2 separate regions of the Homo sapiens genome follow, and region 2 is linked to region 1. The links are chromatin loops, found by intact Hi-C in ENCODE. Cell type or tissue: endothelial cell of umbilical vein. All regions are shown on one strand. Links, peaks and the distances in the headings refer to the core of each region. The heading gives the core; the rest is flanking DNA.

Evidence for each region. A loop is a pair of places that touch in the nucleus more often than their neighbours do. Peaks named below come from ENCODE experiments on the same cell type or tissue, not always from the same donor. Only the 100,000 strongest peaks of a DNase experiment are listed, where the experiment ranks them.
Region 2: it touches region 1 in a loop (5-fold over the local background); 2 of 110 quality-filtered maps call a loop at or near these places.

The regions. Positions count from the first base shown.
Region 1 is chr12:77,919,032-77,930,234 of GRCh38, forward strand. All of the region lies in intron 1 of NAV3 (neuron navigator 3), which reads left to right. Among named protein-coding and RNA genes, the nearest start is that of NAV3, 94 kb to the left of the region's middle. In endothelial cell of umbilical vein, for the core only: CTCF peaks have their summits at 6,714 and 6,916 (motif pointing left); a DNase peak (open chromatin) is centred at 6,730.
Region 2 is chr12:77,745,621-77,756,823 of GRCh38, forward strand. It overlaps a transcript of NAV3 not described here. Among named protein-coding and RNA genes, the nearest start is that of NAV3, 80 kb to the right of the region's middle. In endothelial cell of umbilical vein, for the core only: no CTCF peak of the experiment used is centred there; a DNase peak (open chromatin) is centred at 6,551; H3K27ac peaks cover 652 bases.

The DNA of each region.
Region 1 (11,203 bases), core at 1,807-9,806:
TGAAGCAGAGAGCCGATTTGAAGGGACCATATGAGAAAAAATACTTTTAAAGAAAACAAGATAGAGGAAGAATTAGAAACTTTATCTTAGGATTGGAGTGGGTATGGATATCACAGAAAGTGAACAAACAACAAATATTTTATGTCTATGGCCAGAGAAATGGATGCTTTGAGAGCAGGCACTTAATCATGAATTAATCTAAAGTGAAGGTCAAAGTGTGGTCAAGTATTTCTTTGCTTTGTTAAATCTTGACATGGTATCCACATGAATTTCCACATTAGTCCCACCAAATGAAGGAAACCTATGTGAATTGATATATTTAGAACTTCCTTACCAGAAAGCTCAATTGTATGTTACTACATTCTTACATTGGAATATAAGAGTTGGGTATCCAGCTTAACTTCTGAAAATGCTCACACAGTAACAATTGCAACTCCGTATCTGTGGACATGGGGCTAGAAAGGAAGATACCATGTCACATTAAGATATTTTCTTTGGTATTTATCTACTTCTTAATCCCCCATTTTACTAAAATACATAAGTAAGAAAAGTATTCCAAAGTCTGTAATTTAGCTTATTTCTTAACCGCAAATATGTTACCTAGCAACCATTGAAGGACATCTTTATATCTTTAAGGCGAAGTACTTCATATTAATTTAGCAAACATCTGTTTCCTTATGAGAATAGGCATGCTTTCATTGAGACAGTCTGCATGTACACTGCTCTCAATGGCAATTATACTCCCTTTGCTTAATAGTTGATCAGATTAACAGAATTCTAGCTCTTAAAGGGACACTATTTATTTGACCCTATTGAAAATTTAATCACGCTTGGATTGTTTGGTGACCTTTTGTCACTGTGGGAGCTCTGAGATTGGAATTTGAAGTGAACAGCCCATGATTTCTCCAGAAGACTGAATTATCACTTATATTTTAGTTTTGAAAATGATGCTGTAATTTGGCAGGTTTATAACTTACCACTAATTGAAGCAATATTTATCAACTGCACGTGAAATATAGCATGGTGTTAAGAACTCTAGAGATTGTTAAGTTTGGTTAATAATCCGGGTTCTGGCACTCTTTACTGTGTGACATTTAGCAAATTGCTTAGTATCTTTAAATAGTAGTTTCCTCATCTGTAAAATAAGAGTAACAATAAAACCTTCTTTAATGTGTTGTTTTAGGAGTCACATTAGTGTGTTCTAAACCCCATAATTAAAATTAGTGCTCTAAATCCCATAATTAATATTTGAATAAAGAATACCATGCTATATATTGTACTTAATTTTCTCAGTTGCTTTATCAAAATTAACCAGTTTTATTTTGTTTGAAAAAATGGATTTTGTTTCAACAGTGGCTTAAAATTGGACATGAAGAAAATGGAAAAGTCAGATTTAAAAAACACACAACAAAAAGCCCCAAAACTGTAAGATGAATTAAGTCCTATCTGACCTTTTTACTTATAAATTTTATAGTACCAAAAAAACCCTTCATGACAATTTTCTGGAAATACAATTAACTTGCTATTGTGAAAAATTAAAATGCATTTTTAGCTAAATATATATTTTGAAAATTAGAATTATCAGAAAAACAGGTACAAGCCTTTGAATTTACTTTTAGGTACAATACTCAAACACCTTCTGGTTCATGTAGGCGAATATTTGTCATCTTTTTCCACTTGATTCACATGTGTGAGTCCAAATGTTAACCAGCAATGTTTGTTACAAAAAAGGAAGTCATCCGAAAAAAAATTACTCTGCAGATGCCTCTTGTCTTGAGAAAGAAAATATTATCAGAAAATAATGTCAGATTGATGACTGATTCGTCCTGTGAATGCGGATAGTAGTAGACTTTCCAAGGTCACCATTTGGATTCATATGAATTATTTGTTCATATCCTTGTCACAAAAGGGAATAGAGTGGCTGTGGGTACTTTCAATTAGAGAATTTTGAACCTGTGTTTGAAGATTTGGATTTCTAACAATCTCATCATAAGAAAACGAAAAGGATACCTATTCTTAAGGCTCATCTGCCAGTAGAGAAGCTGAAATTTAAGTCTAGTGGTATGTGAAATATTCAACAGACTTTGTCAAAGGCTTAACTTTAAAGCTAGGGTAACTATTTTGAGGAAAAAATGAGAAACGTCTTTTGGTCATCATAAATCTAGTGCCTGAGGATATGCATATTCAAGATATGAAATTCTAAAAATGTTAATATTTACTCAAATTTTAACTTGGAATTTTTGAGACTAATAAATGTTCCTCAGTTAAGGCAATACCGACTGTGAAATAGTTCATGAAGTCATAGAGATGCAGTTCAAAATTCTATTTTCATTATTCATAGAAATGTTCAAGAACAAGGATTAGCCAAGGTAGGAACCATTCACTTAAAAATCCTGAAACCGAGAAGTAGCCATACTTACATAAACGTTGGCAGCCTGGAATAACCAACAAATTGTGACTATTATTAAATGAATATATTAGAGCAGGAAAATCATGCCGTTGTTAAGAACTGCAGTTTGGAACCGACTTGGGAAAGATTGTCTTATGATAAGTTTTCTCATAGCTAAATTCCTTTTCCTTGGAGTTAAAATGAGAGTTACAATTTCTAACGTGAAAGATGAAAAATCTAGTGGAAATGATAGGGTTAAAATGATATATTTTTATGAGGATACAAGGCAGTACTTGGCCAAACACCTTGAAAAATTTTAGTGTTTCTCTTTTTATTTTTTATACCAACAAAGAAGGTAATATGGTGCCACTGAAAATGTATGGGTATTGTAGAGAGAGAGAAGCAATTTTAAACTTAGCTCTGTGACTTGCTACTTAATGACTTGGGGCAAATTAGTCAATGAATCTGAGCTTCAATTGTTTCACGTGTAATATAACAATGCCCATATCATAAGGTCCTTTGGAGGATAAATGAAATAAGGTCTGTAAAGTGCCCAGCACATGGGCAGAGAATGCTGTATAGGGTAACCTTTATGACTTAGTGGAAACAGTGGCAATTATATCAAAGTTCTATCTCTGAATCTTTGTGTCAATGAACTTGAAGTGCAAGACCTGGTCATATGCGTAGCAGAAGCTACCTCCTTGGTCAGCCCTGAAAACACTTCAATTTAGCCACCAGTTCCAATTAAAAATATTAGCCCAGAAGATGCCAAAATAGCTACCTTGGTATGGTTCCCTGCCTCTGTGTTTTGAAATTTTTGAGCTGTGAACCAGAGAGGTTTTTTTGGGTTTTGTTTTGATTTGTTTGTCTGTTTGTTTGTTTAATTTTTGAACTTTTGGAGGGCCAGCGCTTCTTTTCCATCTCCTAACAGCTTTTCGGGTCATTCGGGCTCTTGTGAATGTTTTGGTTTTTGACTGATCCCTTTATTTTTTAGTTATTCTCTGACCTCCACTACTCTATTTTTGGGAAAATCCCTCGTGGGTGTTTATTAAGACTTTTGCAATTCCTGTGTGCCCTACTCCATTGTTATCCTACAGAGGTGTTGCTCAGACATTCTGGACCTGAACAGGCCACTCCAAAGTGCCTTGCCCTTTCAGACCACTGTTCCAGCTTAGGATCCCACCTATGTCCAGCATTGACTTTACTCTTGTCCCCTCGGCCTGTGTTCCTCAACCAGAAACTTCTTGTTACTTGTGGTTCTCTCTTTGAGAATAATAATGAGTGTTTTTATTATTGACTTGAATCCTAAGACTCATTGTACCTTTGTTTTTCTAGAAGACCAAAAAATACTCTTAAACTGTTCTCATTAACTTCCTTAGAATACCAATGAGGTAATGCTTTGAAATCAATTTTAATTTTATGAGTAATATATTAATCCAGAACATTTTTAATTATAAAGAACAATATCTGAAATCAGATCACCCTTATTGTAAATACTATTACACCCTGAATTTGCTTCTAGTATTTTTATACGTACATCTTAAGATGGTTTTCTATTCTACTTTTTTTTGCATCATATTTTTCATTTTACTCTACAAGTATCACGATTTTTATTTTTGATGGCTACTTAACATTTTGAAGAGTGAATAAACCATAATTTGATAATAACAATTTCCCTATCATTAGGTGTTTTAGTTCCAATTTATAAATATTATAATTAATATAAACTACATTTTTGGAATATCAGTTCACATAAAAAGAGAATAAAGGAATGTCATAGTGGTATGTGGTAAGTCTAAAGTCAATTTAAGAAATAAAAAGCACATTTTCTATCGCTCCAGTATTCTACCAGCTTGATTATGATAGTGAAGAATTTTGAATTTAAAAGTCATTGCTTATGTTTTTAAATATATTTTAAGCTATCGAATTTAATTTCACACACACATATCAGAGCTAAAATAGGAGAGAGAGAGCTAGATTTAGAAAGTGATCATCTTCCAAATTTTTAAAAAAATCTATTTTACTGAAATTTGGAAACATCATTAATGTAGAAATAATGTCATAAATGATGGTTAGTTTTCTTGAACAGCCCACCTAAATCTGTATCATCTCTTCTGTAGATTTGTAAAGTAGGACTGTAACATCTACTGTATATACCTCAAATGAGTATAACAAACAAAATGACCTATTTGTAAATTGTAAAGCAAAATTAGAATATTAGATACATTCAGTACCTAGTTCATTTTAATAATAAAAAAAAGGTTATATGAAGTTCCAAGGACCCCAGCAGTGGAAACTTGACCAACAAATGCTCACACTACCACCCCAGAATCAGCAGTAAAAAATGAATGGAACTGCTGGGAAATCAAGCTCAGAGCTTCAAAAGGAAGAGAGGAGTTACTAGTGATGAAGAGTCCACAATATATGCTCAGAAGATGCTATTAAATTAGTAAAAAGATAACCAGAAAACTGTAGGTACAACACAATGATCTCTGCAAGGGAAATAGGGATTTGGGGAATGGATTTTTAGCTCTCTATAGGAGTTGTAATTGAATTCCTGTACATAAGGGAGTTGTTCTCCTAAGGGTCTGGCTGCAAGGAGAATCTCTGTAATTTAAATTAAAACCAGCTGCTCTAACAAACTCCTGAATTTCAATGGCTCTGTACACAGTAGACTTTCAGCAGTCCACAGTGTTTCCTGGGGGTTGGGTATGGAGTTGAGATGCTTTGTTATGTACAGTCACTCAAGAACTCAGACTAATGAAAACACACATTTTCATTATGTGGCCTCATTGTTTTACCTGGATATATCCCAGGTGGCCCATGGGCAAAACGAAGAATAGGTTAGAGTATATTTTTGTGGGCTAGAGTAGGAAGAGATGCATAATACTTTAGCTCTTATTACATTGGTGATATCTAGTCCATTTTTATCCACCTAAATGCAAGGAGAGGAGAGCTGGAAATGAAGTCCTTGGTGAGAAGCTGCTTTCTAGAGAATATTTTATGCTATGGAAGGTGGAGCACAAATTTTGGTGAACAGTGAAAATGTAATAGGTTCTCTCATGAGGGGTGGCAGTAGGGGGACTTCCAGGCATGAGGCAGCTGGAAGTGTATCCCCGCTTGGGTCAACTCTTCACAAAAAGTAGTTTTTGCACAGTCATTAATTTTCAACATAGATATCTAAAGTATAATGTTCCTTGTAATATATCAGGTAATACATCAGATATGGACAAAGAAGAAATTCAAGATAAGGATATTCTATGAAAGTAAATTAGTTTCTGTGTCTCAATGCAATTAAAAAGAAAGTAGTCGATCTAAATATTGACATGTGCAATGGTTATTTGAAATTACTACACATTTGTTTGGGGAGAATATGTTTTTAAATGTAAATCATGAGTAAGCATATTCCATTGATTATAATAATGATGACTTATAGTGTATAGCTCATTTTACTTTTGCACATGTTTTCTATTACAGTTAATCCTCACAATAATCCTACGAGATAGGCAGGGTAGATAAGGATATGATCCTAGCATGAAAGACAAGACTCAAGATCCAGTAGTTAGTGGTGGAACTTGGAAGAAAGCCCAGAATTTCTGACTCCAGGCTCCATACTTTCCACTTCTGAAACCCTTCAAAAATTTAACTTTACTTTTTTGAAGGGTGGGGGAATGATGGGGAGGGTGAAAGGTTGGGAAAAAAAACAAGATTGACTTATGTCTGCTTCTCTAACTAGTGAGAATTTTTACTTTTTGTGTCTTGCATGTTGAATGAATGTTTTAGACCATATTTCACATATATTTTGAAGGTCAACTTTAATCATAGGAATAGGTTTATAAGAAGGGAAATTTTCTAAAATTTGGTTTAGAGGCTTGAATTTGAAATTTGGGGCTAATTTAAAATCTTTGACTTTTATTCATTATCTTATATTTGTATATAAACCGTATAAGTTCATATAGTGAGCAGTCTGCATGTTTTCTGTTTTTATTTTTATTTTCCTTTAGCTAATATATTCCAATAATTTGTAAGAGATTCAAATGGAATCCTTAGCATTTTAACAATTGTGCATTCCAGCAATTGTGGTGCATTACAAATGAAAGGATTTTAGGATGAAAAGGCGGGGGGAGGTTTAGGGTGGCTGTTAATGCTATGACTTCTAAGTCTCCATGCTCTCTTAGTGGTCATGTGGTTGGCTCATTATTTGAGCAGCATCGCTTTGCGGTTTGACAAGGCTACGCAGCAGCAGCCACTGTTAGCCGATGGTCTTGCAGGTATGTGGATCTAGCTCCTACCCGTGGTGATGTGGAGCTACAGCATGTCACTGGAGAGACACCAACTGCAGAAAGCTGATACATAATTGTGTATGAGTGGAATACAAAATGAAACCATCAAAGTGTCCTTAGCAAATAGCAAACTAGATGACAGATCTCACCAATATGTTTTGCTATAATTTATTGTAGTTTTAAAATTTTCAGGTATTTATGAAAATAGGATGCCCTCTAGTGGGGATCAACAGAATCTTCCAAGTAGTCTAATATTTGCTTAGAGTTGATGTAAAAAGAAGGAAAGAAAGTTGTTGAAAAAACAAATATTTTTTGAAAGTTGCTTACTTTTTCCTGGAAATTTCTCTATTGCTCCCTGTCAACTGATGGCTGGATTAGTACTCCCTGTGCACTGCATTTTTATTTCCATTACTTTTCACAGAGGCTCTTAAACACAGCAGGCAGAGTGTTCTCTCTCAGCTTCCAAGTTCTATGTTTTTAGCCTAAGTGAACGTAAACAATCCCTTGGCCACTTCTTTCTAAATTAATTAATTAATTAATTATAACCTATCTTGAAACACCTTTGAGGTAGATATCTATCTTTGTCACTAACAATTTAAAGTATTTAAAACATAGGAATGAATGCTTTGCAAGGAGGATTGTTGTAGGCAATGCTTACCTTACCTTATGCATCTTACCTTCCCTTACCTCCCAAGCTTCTTTTTACAAAGCATTTCTTCCTAGCAAGAGAGGCTTGGGAGGTAAGGGAAGATATAGATAGATAGATACATACATACATAGATAGATACATAGATAGATATAGATATAGATATGCCATGGCTGTTTTATTACTTTTCACTTACATTAAAATACTATATTCTTTACATTGAAAGACAGTTTAAGGTATTAGAATTAAATCTCTTGTAATTTGTGAACAGCATTCCATCCACGCCAGAGGTTCTCAAACATTAACACAGTTCAGAATCACCTGGCAGACTTTTTAAAATTCATTTGTTGGGCCCCACTACCAGTCTCGGATTCAATAGATCTAGGATGGGGCCTGGTAAGTTGCATTTGTAACAAGTTCCTAGATGATTCTGATGCATTGGTCAAGAACCTGCATTTTGAGAACTACGGTCTACGCTAAACCAATCTTTCCATCAGTCAATTTTTCTCTGTTAATTGTTGGAAAGTAAGGAGAAATGCTCAGGTCAGAAGCCTGGAAACTCTGAACTGCTAAGGCTTAAACGGAATTTATTCTCTTTTAACTTTGTGTTTTATTAACAGTATTTTCTTATGCATATTTATAGCATGTTACTTGGTCTTTGGAGGATGGTAGCTGATTTTACTTTGAATGTACTTGCACAATTTACATCAATTTATCAGACTGATACAAGAAGAAGTTAAAAGAATCTCAAGTATTCTCACTTGTTTTCTTAGAAAAGGGTAGAGATGGACTGTTTTCATAACTGTTTTTTAAAACATACTGTGTGGTATTAATATTTAGATTTTAGCTAATATTGTCACCAGCATTATTAGACTTCACAGACTGTTAAGATGAATTCCCCATGGAGCTCTCTGTTAGTACTAGATGTTGCAGCAGTCAAATAAAGGAGACTTTTCTCCATATTTTGAGATGGACATAAGATGTAACAGAAATAAGGTAGAAGGCTGGAGTTAAGAAAGGCTCATAAATAAAACATTTCCTTTTGTACGAGCTGAGAGTATAAATCTTGAGACAGAAAGTATGGGTTCTATGTAGCACTTACTGTTGCCACCTTGGGAAAATACTTCACTTCTCTGTTTTAGAATCTTCATCTTTAAAAACGGAATAGTGGTACCTTCCTCTTAGGGAGCTTTAAGGATTGAATGAGTTAAACTATTTAAAGTATTTAAAATAGTGCTTACTCTCAACACTGTTATTAGTAGACACTACATCTTGGAGAAAGAATGTTATGTAGCCCTTTCTTGTCATACTGCTGGTAGCAGTGGAAATGCAATTAAAGTGAAATAAAATTTAAGTTACCACCAGATTGTGCCTTATAATTATAATAGCCAACTCCTTTTTCAAAAATGTATATCATATCATTTTTTGTAGAAGAAAAGATCATTAGTCAGGCCCCATGCATTTAAGACCGGGTAGCTGGTTCTTCATTATGTATTTTATTTCTGCCAGAGTGTTTGATTGACTGTCTGTATTGACCATGAGGTTGCCCAGTATGACTGCATCACTAAAGGTTAGAGAAGGAAAATGCTGGAAGTGCACGGTGACTCATACCTGTAATCCCAGCACTTTGGGAGGCTGAGGTGAGCATATTGCCTGAAGTCTGGAGTTCGAGACCAGTCTGGCCAACATGGTGAAACCCCATCTCTACTAAAAATACACAAAAATTAGCCAGACGTGGTGGTGTGCGCCTGTAATCCCAGCTACTCGGGAGACTGAGGGGAGGGAATTGCTTGAATCAGGGAGGTAGAGGTTGTAGTGAGCCGAGACTGCGCCACTGCACTCCAGCTTGGGTGACAGGGCTAGGCTCCGCCTCAAAAAAAAAAAAAAAAAAAAAGAGAGAGAGGGAAGGAAAATGCTGACTCAGTTTCCAAAGTATTCAGTACATTTGGAACAGCAAGAAAGATTAGAGAACAACACATATGGCTTTAAATGAATGCCGAGGGGTTCTCACAATGATGATCTGGACACGAACTAGGTAGCTAGAATGCCAAAGGATAAGGGAGATGGAGGAAAGATGAGGCAGTCATCATTGCAGAGAACCCCTACTAGGATTTCAAAATTGTCTGACCTGTTCCCGACCCCCTCCCTCCCTTCCTCATTAACGAAAAACTTATGTGCCTTATCCTTGTTGGTACTGCCCATGGTGCCAAGCACAGTACTGCTCAATAAATGTTGGCAGGTTTGATTTGACTATGAATGACATGGTTTGTGTTATGGCCTCAGCTTTTTTCTCTATTAAAAAACTGCATGTAAAGAAAAATCAGAACATACTGTAGTTAGCATAGTAAATCCTACCCTTTCTTTTCCTATCAACTTACCTGTATTTCTGTTCATCTAAAAATTTCCTATTTCCAATCTAATAATAGAGATATGTAACTAGATTCTAAGCTAGTGAATTGTGGCTACAATTTTAAACAGATAAATGCAGTTGCAAATGAAAATATTAATGTAATTTCAGCTCTGATAAAATCTGAAATTGAGTTAAAGGGTGCACTTGATATCTGCATAACAAAGTGTCACTGGGATGGGTAGGGGTAGGTGCCAGAGAGTTCAGGAGGTCAATGTTGATTATTTGTCCATCTGGCTTTATGGTCAAAAGAAGTACAGTAGCCTGCTGTGGTGAATTCTCTGTTTGGGTAGGAAATAACTCTCAGAGTACTTGAAAAGTTAAATGCTGTAATAATGATATTTATGCATATCAATGTAGTTTATTCATTTTGTCTGAAGACAGCTAATCTCTTCATATGAAATATATCATTAGTAATATGTTAGATATACCAGGATTTTAATATATTAATTAAGGACTTGTATTCTTTGCAACTAAAATCAAACCGTTTTAAAAAATAATTAGGAGATATGTATATTTTCTTAAAACCTAAAAACCAATTTTTAGAGTTCCATTTTTAGAGTTCCATTCCATTAGCCTGTCAAAGCCACCACATTGCATAGCTCTGGCTGCGTCACGGACAGGGACATGTCATTGACCCTATAAGCTATAAGCCAGTCTTTATTGAGTGTCTACTAAGTGGGAGACACCAGTATCTAGCTAATCCAAACCAGAAATTTGAATTTATCCACCTTGAGTCAAATCTGTTTCACTTTCAAGTCTTGCTGATTCTACTCCGTAAATACGGCTTTTCTATATCCCCACACCTTTGGTTTTCTGTATCCCTACCTCATCATCTTTCGCTCAGACTCTTTTTATAACCTTATTTTTATTTATTTATTTACTTATTTATTTTTATTTTCTTTTAAGATGGAGTCTTTTAAGATGGTGCAGCAGCATGATCTCGGCTCATTGCAACCTCTGCCTCCCTGGTTCAAGCGATTCTCCTGCTGCAGCCTCCCAAGTAGCTGAGATTACAGGCACCCGCCACCACGGCCAGCTATTTTTTTTTTTTTTTTTTTTTTGTATTTTTAGTAGCAATGAGGTTTCACCATTTTGGCCAGGCTGGTCTTGAACTCCTGACCTCAAGTTATATGCCTGCCTCGGCCTCCCAAAGTGCTGGGATTACAGGCATGAGCCACCATGCCTGGTCTATAAACTTTATTTTTAAATGAATGATTTTCATTGTTATTAGACTATTAAAATAAAATAACATGTAAAGTTCTACAGGTAAACAAACAAGAGCAGTCCTATCCCTAGCTCCTCTCCAACAAAAAGAATGAATTTCTACCCATTTAGCAATTTCTTATGGTGATTATTTTTGTATTTCCAAGTAATATGCTTTAATATCCTACTTTATGAAATTTAGAGACTATTGACTTTTTGGGATGGTATATAAGGACTTTGCTTCTTTATAACCCCCTTCTTCTCTGCACTAC
Region 2 (11,203 bases), core at 1,713-9,712, 170 kb before region 1:
ATCTTGGGAGGGAAGGAAAACTGAGGACATTTTATGACAGTAAGAGAGCTTGGGGTCAATTGTGGTGAAGAATGCAATAAGGAGTCAATTAGGACTGAATCAAAGGCTTGTGAGCAACAGTGAGGTCTCGTTGAGGTTACATGTGTATTCTGAATCAATCAGCATGACTTTGTAACCCTCTGGTAGTCCTTGACAGAGAGGGACAAAGAAGAATACACTTCCAAAATAAATGGAATAACAGTGAACTCTCAAGTGCATAGGAGACCAGGGATTTATCTGGGTAAATGGCACAGGGGTCAAGAAAGCTCAGCTATAAAAACAGACTAGAAATCCAGGCAGACCCACAAAATTGGTTAAAGACTTAAGGTAAAAAAAAAAAAAAAAAAGGAACATGTCTATCCTATAATCCAGTAGTAAATTATGGTAACCTGATGCACAGTCAGCAAGCTGATAATAATAACTGTATTAAAATAGCAGTCGAAAGAAAAAAAAAATCTCTAGTATGGTTTCTACCATTGGCTGATGGCTACTCTGAGCTGTGTACTTTACCTACATCAGGAGTTGGCAAACATTTTCTCACGGGGATAGATAGTAAATATATTTGGCTTAGCAAACCATATGGTCTCTGTCACAATTACTCCTCAGTACTCTGTGAAAACAGCCTTAGACAATACACAAATGTATTAACATGAAAACCACAAGTGGTTGCCTAGAAACACTAGTGGGAAATCCCCATCAGAAGTCAACACAGACAAGCTGCACCTGTTTCGTATAAACAGTGATGAGGGCATTGTAAAAATGGGTTTCCTGGCCTACTGGGATGTTAAGGAGCTGTTTTCAATCTACCTACAAGTACATCTATATGTGTGCATATATGTATGTGTATACTATATTACATAACTAATACTGTGTTGGGCCCTATGAGAATTATGTAGAAATTAAATAAATAATCTTTGTCTTCTGAGAAATGTCATTCTATTTGGAGGAAGAGATGGAGAAAGGAGGATTGAGGGAATGGAAGTAATTATAACATTTGATATAGCTGAACAGTGGATTTACTGATAAAAAGTGACACAATGACTTTGAATACAGAAAGCTAGTACATTAGGAAGGAATATTTCTCTGCCCTTGAAGTTGAGGTGATTCAAAGAAGTAGCCAACTGGGAACTCTCTTCTTACATATATCATTTCAGCTACTCTCTTTCTTTGGAGAGATGAAACAATGGCTTATTTTTCCTGTGTTACTATTTCTACTTCTTAGTTCTGCTGCATGTCATATAGTCTCAATAGTTATTAAAATGCAAAGAAAAATGAAAAATTAGAGGGACACTTGTCAAACTCAATTGCACTTTGACAGGTATGATTTTGGTCTCCTAAAATGTTTTAGGCCTTGAAAATAGTATCTTGCTACATTTGATATGGACTCTTTTTCTTCTTAACTTTAAGTAAACATTTTATTGAATTATAATGTACATTTACGTAACAATAGATATCTTGAGTCTGTTGTTTATGTTTTGTGAAATTTGTCTAAAAAATAGTGTAGTAGATAAATTTTACTGTTTGCCAGATTAAAACATTGATTTTTTCATGTCTTTTGGCTGCATAAATGTCTTCTTTTGAGAAGTGTCTGTTCATATCCTTCATCCACTTGTTGATGGGGTTGTTTGTTTTTCACTGACCATCAGAGAAATGCAAATCAAAACCACAATGAGATACCATCTCACACCAGTTAGAATGGTGATCATTAAAAAGTCAGGAAACAACAGGTGCTGGAGAGGATGTGGAGAAATAGGTACACTTTTACACTGTTGGTGGGACTGTAAACTAGTTCAACCATTGTGGAAGTCAGTGTGGTGATTCCTCAGGGATGTAGAACTAGAAATACCATTTGACCCAGCCATCCCATTACTGGGTATACACCCAAAGGACTATAAATCATGCTGCTATAAAGACACATGCACATGCATGTTTATTGTGGCACTATTCACAATAGCAAAGACTTGGAACCAACCCAAATGTCCATCAATGATAGACTGGATTAAGGAAATGTGGCACATATACACCATGGAATACTAAGCAGCCATAAAAAATGATGAGTTCATGTCCTTTGTGGGGACATGGATGAAGCTGGAAACCATCATTCTCAGCAAACTATTGCAAAGACAAAAAACCAAACACTGCATGTTCTCACTCATAGGTGGGAATTGAACAATGAGAACACATGGACACAGGAAGGGGAACATCACACTCTGGGGCCTGTTGTGGGGTTGGGGGATGGGGGAGGGATAGCGTTAGGAGATATACCTAATGTTACATGACGAGATAATGGGTGCAGCACACCAACATGGCACCTGTATACATATGTAACAAACCTGCACGTTGTGCACGTGTACCCTAAAACTTAAAGTATAATAAAAAATAAAAATAAAAAAAATTGATTTTAAGTCTTAATAATTATGTTTCAAAAGTAATCAGAAAGTAGCATGTGAATATAACAATGGTATATATGTGCTTCATTTTGATATCATAGAAGAGCATTCTGGAAGGGTCCAGTGCTATCTCCTGCTACTGGTGATTTTATAATAAAATACAATCTGTGATTTTTGGTGGAAAATTATATCAGTCATTCAGTGTCATGGTGGTTCCTCTATAAAGCTGCTAGAGCAATTTGGTTGCCACATTCATTGTGCATGTTCCATCTGTGGTTTGATTTACTTGCTGTCAAATCCAAGATTTACATTATTCTATATGACAAAAATAAATGTATACATCAAGCTTTCAAGATTATGGATAAGATTCAAATTGCCCTTTTAAATTACATTATACTTTTAAATTAAGATGAATGCTGGCAAGACATGAAAACAACCTCAGTGTCTGTTGATGGATGAATGGATAAAGAAAATGTGGTGGACATGTATACAATGGAATATTATTCAGCCATGAATAAGAAAATCCTAACATTTGTGACAGCATAAATGAAACTGAGGACATGATGCTAAGTGAAATAAATCAGGCAGGAAAAGACAAACACTGAATAATCTCACTTAGATGTGGGGTCTACAAGAGTCCAACTTAAAGAGTAGGATAGTGGTTACCAGGGCCTAGGGCTTGGGGGAGATGGGGAGATGTTGGTCAAAGGGTACACACTTTCTGTTATAAATAAGTTCTAGAGATCTACTGTACAGCATGGTGACTCTAGTCAGTGATATTGTATTGTGTGTTTGAAACTTGCTAAGAGAAAAGAGCTTAAATGTTCTCACCACAAAATAAAAGTAAAATTGACAACTAGGTGAGGTGATGTCTAACTGTATAATCATTTCACAATATATATGTGAATTAAATCGTTACATTACACATGTTAAATGTATACAATTTTATTTGTCAATTATACTTCTGCAAAGCGGGAGAAAAAAAGGTAAGTGTGATGTACAAACTCATACTAGAAACCATCCACGTTGTTGGAAATGAGCTATGCATGCCACCAAGTGAAGTGAGAAAGATTCTCCCACCTTAGTTTTACCCAGAACTACTGGAAAGATGTGTTATTGTTCAACAGTGACAGACATGATAAAGGACTACTTCATATGAACTACATTTCTAATGAGAACAGAGTCCAATGAACAGAAAAAGAAATATCATTATATATGGAAGGGCAATGTCACATTTCTAACGATTCTGTTACGTTGAGATATTCAGGGATCAAACCTAGTAGGGTTCAGCCCTGTAATGGGGCTTAACATTTAGAACAATTTAAAAATATTAAAACTTAGATGAAGTTATAAAAGATGTTACAGATGAGAAAAAGATGAAAATGAGTATTAATATGATGGATGGGAAAGGCCATACACAAAGTTAATCTGCTGAGTTGATGGGTTGCATCAAAATTATGGGACTGAATTTAAATGTAAATATGTTTTAAAATCTATTTAGACAATTTAAGATAGTGAAGATATAGCTTGATAACAAATATTTTTTGAAAAGGTTCAGCTAGGCTTTTTTTAATGTCTATAAGTTTAATATGAGCCAGAAATATGAAGTGCCTGCTAAAAATAAAAATAAAAACCTTAGGCATAATAGCAATACAGTAAAGATCAAAAGAAGTCATGCACTTGTTGCATTCTGTGATATTTAGACCACATCCAGCAGGTTGTGCTGCTGTCTTTGGGCCATATTTTAAGAGAGTGCTCGCTGTATATATCAGAGTGGGTCTAAAAGAGGCTGACCAGGTGTTTTCTAAAATATTTGATTTACCAATGTAACAGATGCTAGAGTTCTTTTCTTTCAAGTTAAAGCTTTAAGGAGTAGACTTGAGTCCCCTGGGAAGTCATGGGCAGCTGCTGCTAGAGAGATATATTTCAGGTGATTCTGCAGTTCAATAAAGTCAAAGATGCCAAGTTATTTTAATACAGTATAAATGAAAATTATGGGAAGGAGTAAAGATAACCTCTGTTGGCTAGGTGCGGTGGCTTACGCCTGTAATCCCAGCACTTTGGGAGGCCAAGGCAGGTGGATCACAAGGTCAGGAGATCAAGACCATCCTGGCTAATATGGTGAAACCCCATCTCTACTAAAAATACAAAAAATTAGCCAGGCATGGTGGTGGGTGCCTGTAGTCCCAGCTACTCCGGAGGCTGATGCAGGAGAATCTTTTGAACCTGGGAGGCAGAGGTTGCAGTGAGCTGAGATCACGCCACTGCACTCCAGCCTGGGTGACAGAGCAAGACTCCATCTCAAAACAACAACAACAAAAATACAAGAACAGAACATAACCTCTGTTGGCTTGCACTTGTAGTCCTAGCTGCTTGGAAGGCTGAGGTAGGAGGATTGTTTGAGGTCAGGAGTTTGAGTCTGCAGTGCGCTCTAATCATGCCTGGGAATAGCCATTGCACTCCAACCTGAGCAATAGAGTGAGACCCTGTCTCTAAAAAAAAAAAAGTAAAAAGAAAGAAATATGAAAGATAACCCTGGGTAAGTACAGAGCTGGGAGGGATATAGGACATGACTGTCTTGTTTGGCTTTCTGGGCCTTGTAAAGCAAATGGATCTCAGGGCTCCATTTAAAGTCTGAAGTGGATTTTAATAATTGTGGTATACAGTGACAAGTGATACAATAGCATATGGCAAGTCATGCTGTTAGCATTAAAAAGGGAAAGATAAATACTTTCATATAGATTTTATTCCAAATCTGGCAAAAAATAATTTAAGAAAGGCAGAATGTAGCACTCACAGCAAGTGATAATCAATTTTCAAAGTTTTTAGGAACTAACAGAATGGCAGTTTTTAAAACTATAATTTGCTTAGAATTGAAAATGAGGGTGCCTCTGGCTACAAGACTTATTCTTATTTGCTATAGATTCCTGCAGTCTCACAACTAACTGTGAGAATTTTCTTTTTCTCTTTTTGTTTTGTTTATTAACGAGTTGGGCTAAAGGGTTTTGTTATGTATAGTTTCACAAACACATAGATCTTAGTTTGAATGAACTGGTCCTATTTCTTTAGAATCCTTTAGGCATATGAAAGTTGAGTTTGGTGTTGGTCAGGACAAGGTAAACATACGCTGGATAATAAAAGGCACAAAAAAGTTGACTAATGGGTTATACTCTTATGAGCTTTTCTACTTCAAAAATACTAGCCTCTTTGTAGCCTCTTTTCGTAGAGCTATCTTTGAAAGGACTTCTTTTTCTCCTCAAATCCAGTATCTACCCCTGCCTAGGCATATCTACCTATACACATTGATATGGTTTGGCTGTGTCCCTGCCCAAATCTCATTTGAATTGTAGTTCTCGTAACTACATTTGGGAGAGATCTGGTGGGAGGTAATTGAATAATGGGGGCGGTTACCCTCATGCTGTTCTCATGATAGTGAGTTCTCACAATATCTGATGTTTTTATAAGGGACTTTTCCCCCTTTTACTCACTCACTTTCCTTCCTTCCACCATGTGAAGAAGGACGTGTTTGCTTCCCTTTCTACCATGATGGTAAATTTCCTGAGGCCCCCCCAGCCATGCCTAACTGTGAATCAATTAAACCTCTTTCCTTTATAAATTAACCAGTCTCAGTTATGTCTTTATTAGCAGCATGAGAATGGACTAATACATACATTGTTCCTTTATAATCTAGAAGCATTATATCAATGTGAGCATATACATTTTGTATTCTTAAATTACACAATACAATTTACACATTGTTCAATTGAAGTTTTTTTCTTTCATAACCGAGCTTATACGCAGTTGTTCTGTGACATTAACACATTGAAGTTATTCTTGGTTTGTTATTTAAGAAAATATTGGAAATATTAGATGTCTTCAGGGAGATATTTTTTAAAACATATTACCAGATGGGTGAATATTTCTCCTTTCCAAGAATATAAAATTGGTGACTCATTTTTATCTTTGGTTTTCCACTGTAAAGAATGGGTGTCAGCTTCCTATGTAATTTTGATTTGTTTATCCAGCAGTTTTGTTTGTCTGTGCGCTTTTCTGTGTGCCAATTGTGGTCAATATTTGGTTTCCATAAAAGGTATGAGTTTTCTTTGAGGCTATCTTTTCTTACCATTGCCAAACCCACAACTGATGCACCATTACTTTGACTTTTGTTCTTAATTTAAACTTGGCACGGATCCTGTCTTTGGTGTAAAACATAAAACATACTCTGTTTTGACATGGAAGCTGGGAAGGAAACTATTTGTTTGACATTTTCTAAAGGGATCTATAGACAGGATGTTTGTGTCGCTTTTATAGGGACGCAACTACTACCTGAATGTACAAATACCCACGAGTTCAGGGTTGGCACGGCTATTAACAAATAAAAGTAGCCGAGAGTCCATTTTTCTTAGTTTATAGATAAAAACAGATGAAGACACATCAAAATCACTCAGTTTAATGGAACGCTGGAATGCAGAGCAATCAGGACAGATACTAGTCTCAAGTCCAATGGCTTTTCACTGCTGCAATTCTACCGAACTGACTCCTTACTGTATAGACCAGACCACCTGAGTCTGAATCCTGGCCCTACCACTCATATGTCTAGGCAGGTTATTTAGCCTCACTGAGCCTTTTTTTCCTCAACTGTAAAATGAGATATTAATAGTCTCTACTTTATAGAGCTCTTATAATAATTAAATAAGGCAAGCGACTGAATACAGTGACTGACAGAGTATCATGCTCCTCTTCCTCCTCCTCATCTCTCAAAATTGAATGCACAAAAAATACAACTACGTGACAATAAAATTGAATGCACAGGTTACATCCCTTTTTGGTGAGACTGTCAGGTTAGGGTTCTTTAAAGAGCAGGCTTTGGGCATTCTGGGTTCATTACCATATAGTTCTAACTTACTAAGCCAAAGATACAGTCTTAGACTTTTTATAAGGTAAACTGAACAGGAACTCCATGACCTGAAGGTGCTACTAAACCTCTAAGCTGTGAAACTTCAGTCATATTTTATGAATAATTTAGGTTTTGTAAGCTCAGTTCATCCATATTTTGGAAGCTTTTCAGACCATCTTCTGTAAAAATTGTACAGCAAGAAACTGACAACACATAGAAAGTAAAAAAGAATTCCTACAAACTTTACCTGCCAAATCAATCCATGTATTCATATTTATTGAGTGTCTAGAATCTACGCAGTGAAGAAAACTACTTACCATTCTCATGAGCACCCTGTCTTGCACATTGTAGGCACCTAATGCATTTTTTTTCAATTGAAATTTATGACTGTGTTTTTCACAGTAAATGTTCCCTTTAAAATATCCTCTAAATCACTTCTTTTAAAGTAGATAACCAGTCAAAAGTGGGGCAGTAGCAACTGTTGAACTTAGCAGTAGCCAAAAGCCACCTTCATCCCGAAATCTAATGACAGCTTCTTGGATGCAGCACATGTGTGTTCTATCTCCATCTCTCTTCTTAAAGACAATCCCTAGGTCTACATCTACTGCTGATTTTGCAGTTTTTACTAGTTAGGTCATATTGAGAATGATGATAGCATTAAAAATGAGGTGTTTTATTCTCTCTTATCCCTTGCCACAGTCAGTAGAAAAAGGAGGGGGAAGTAGGGAAGCCCATCACTATTGTTCCACAGCACTGAAATCATTGCTTTTTAAGAAATGGCACACAAGTGGTACCATTTATCAAGTGGTACTATTTATGTCTCTGTAAGAAAAATTCCTGTCTAATGCAAAATTGTTTTACAAATGAAGATTATTGGTACTTACTGAGGAAAGGATAAGTTGAAATACGTTCAAAAATATTGAATGAAAGATGTTTTGTCATTCTACTCATGGTTTACTAAGAAAGATTTAAATTTCTTCACATTAATCAGACTGCTACCTTTAGTGCAATTAAATGTCACATAATTGACTGTTATCTTGAGTCTTGTCATATAGAAAAAGGTAGGCTAGGTATGCCCAAGTTTGTTTCAGAAATAATTAATACTTTTAAATTATGAATTAGGTGTATTACTGATGTTATTTTATACGTATTTTTGAATAGCCTCTCCAAAGAAATCACAGGCATCTCATAATTTCATATAATAATGAGCGAACCTTTCTTCCAGCTCATCCATTTAGAGCTCCGATTTTGGCCATTTACTCTCAGGTGCTCCACTCTCCTCAAGCTGATATTGGCATGAGATTAGGGAATACCAACGCCCCAGTCACATGGAGCCAGTGTTGATGAGACTAATTGGATTACTCACTGGCTTAATTCCCCTTGTATGCTAAGGTGGGAAAGGGATAACAATGTATGTGAAAGTCCAAAGTCCCCTTCAAGCTACACTCCAACACAAGCTATGGCTATTACCATTTCCCCACATTGGCTTATTATGGTGACCTTCATTGCTCCTGAAGGACTGCTTTACTTAGTCTTCCCTTTTCATGTTATCAATTCACAGCATAGAATTATAGTTCTCTATTTCTGTATAGCCCAGAATTTGAGTTTAGTTGAATTTCTCATTCTTACCCGTTAAAACTTGGACAGCTGCAGAAAACATGTTTCTTAATACAATTTTGTGTTTCTTGCTGCTACTAAAGCAGAAAGAATGGCAGCCCCATTGACTAGTATTAGTGAAACTTTGTGAAAATCTTACGAAGATGTTAATGTTCCTTTTGGCTGTGCTTCCAGTGGCTTAGCTGTTTATGCGAAACTTTGCCTGGATGTCTTACAAGACCAGTGATTCTATCAGGTTTTGTTTTCCTCTGCCTTGGGATAGATGTGTTGCCAGAGTCATATTCCTTATAATACTGTTATTTGGCTCCAGTTTTATACTAAAACCAAGGACATAGTCAGGTAATGATTTGTGAAAGAAGAAAATAAACTTATAATTGCTGGCAAGAATAGAAAATCTTTTATCAAAATATTTAAATATGATATTCTGAATAATTTTTATCAATATCGGGAAAAGTTTTTTTGCTGAATTAAAAACAATTCCAAACCTGAATAATTTAATTTTCCTTCTTTTCTCAGTTAGTGATGAAGCTCAGCCTACAGGTGGACATTTTCATATACATATGAATCTCACCATCTTCATATTTCTAGTCTTTTCATTTGTTCCTGAAACCACTTATGCTTACTGTTTTTTTAATCTCAACAAAGACTATTTCTGAAATTTATACAGATCACAGGTCTCTTAAATCACAATTAATAATTTCTAGTTTATAGCTTTCTAATATGGCTCTTGTAAGATATGAATGAAATACATGACTTTAATTTAATAGAGGCCACATATATTTTGACCTCTTTGCTCATTCATACCTACTCTGTACCAACTGTGTGCTGGGGATACCAGGGAGCACAAAGCCCTCTGCTTACGTTGATGGGATCTTCTTTTCTTTTCTTTTCTTTTTTCTTTTCCTTCCTTCCTCCCTTCCTCCCTTTCTCTTTCCCTCCCTCCCTGTGCCTTTCCTTTCCTTTCCTTTCCTTTCCTTTCCTTTCCTTTCCTTTCCTTTCCTTTCCTTTCCTTTCCTTTCCTCCCTCCCTCCCTCCCTCCCTCCCTCCCTCCTTCCTTCCTTCCTTCCTTCCTTCCTTCCTTCCTTCCTTCCTTCCACTCTCTCTCTTTCTTTCTCTCTTTCTTCCTTTATTTTCTTTCCTTTTTCTTTATTTTCTTTCTCTCTTTCTTTCTTTTCCTTTTTCTTTTCTTCGTCAGGGTCTTGCCTTGTCACTCAGGGTGGAGTGCAGTGGCGTGAACACAGCTCACTGCAGCCTCAACCTGACAGGCTCAAGTGATCCTACCACCTCAACCTTCCAAGTAGCTGAGACTATGGTTAAAATAATGTCGAATTCAAAATAATTTTAAGAAATATTTGAAGATAAGATGTCACTTTAAATATCTTATTGTCCTGTAGGAAAGCACAGAAAAAGTTCTAAAATACTAACTTAGCATGGTCTTTGAAATAGATCAACTTTTGAATCCTCACACTTCACTTATTTGGCACAAATTACACTTATCTTTTTGTACTCATTTTGTTCTCTTTAAAAAATAAAGATAATAAAAGTATCATCCTTCTAGAAGTGAGTGAGGACTATATGATATAATATATACAAAGACCGCCACCAGGTAGTTTTTTAATGCTTGTGCCTTTTTTTAGTATCATTATTAATGTTATCATTATTGTTATTAAAAGCAAGTGTTTATAGAAATAGGGTTATGAAAATTTGAAAATCATAGGCATAAATAAGCTTTAGCCTATGGCTCAGATGGCATTTGCAGTTTATGCATATCATGCTGATTTAACTGACACTTTTTTTTTCCAAATTTTAATTCCTTCTCCTATTTTCAGTGAGATGTATTTTTATTTTTCTACTCAGTTTGTTGTCCTACTCATTATTGTGAACATAGGAATGAAGGGGTGCTTGGAAATGTCTAGATTATCTTGGCCATTCTCTTGTTATATTCAGTGATGTCAGTAAGACATGCTCCTTTAGGAACTGTGTGGTTTATGAGCCTGGAATGTCATATGCAAAAGAAATATTCCTAACTCTATATTTTATGGCTAAAGGTTATAGAAAGATTATTAGTTGACTTTCTTTTGAGATGGAATATTTTAGTCATGCTTTAAAAATGAGATTCTAAATTATTTTTAATTTTCTTATTTGAAAGTAAATAGTTTCTAATAACTAAAGTATGAAATTACTTTGTAATTCTGAGATATGCAATATCCATATCCACCTATATTTAGTTCATATATTTCAGCTGGGTTATTTATTGAAC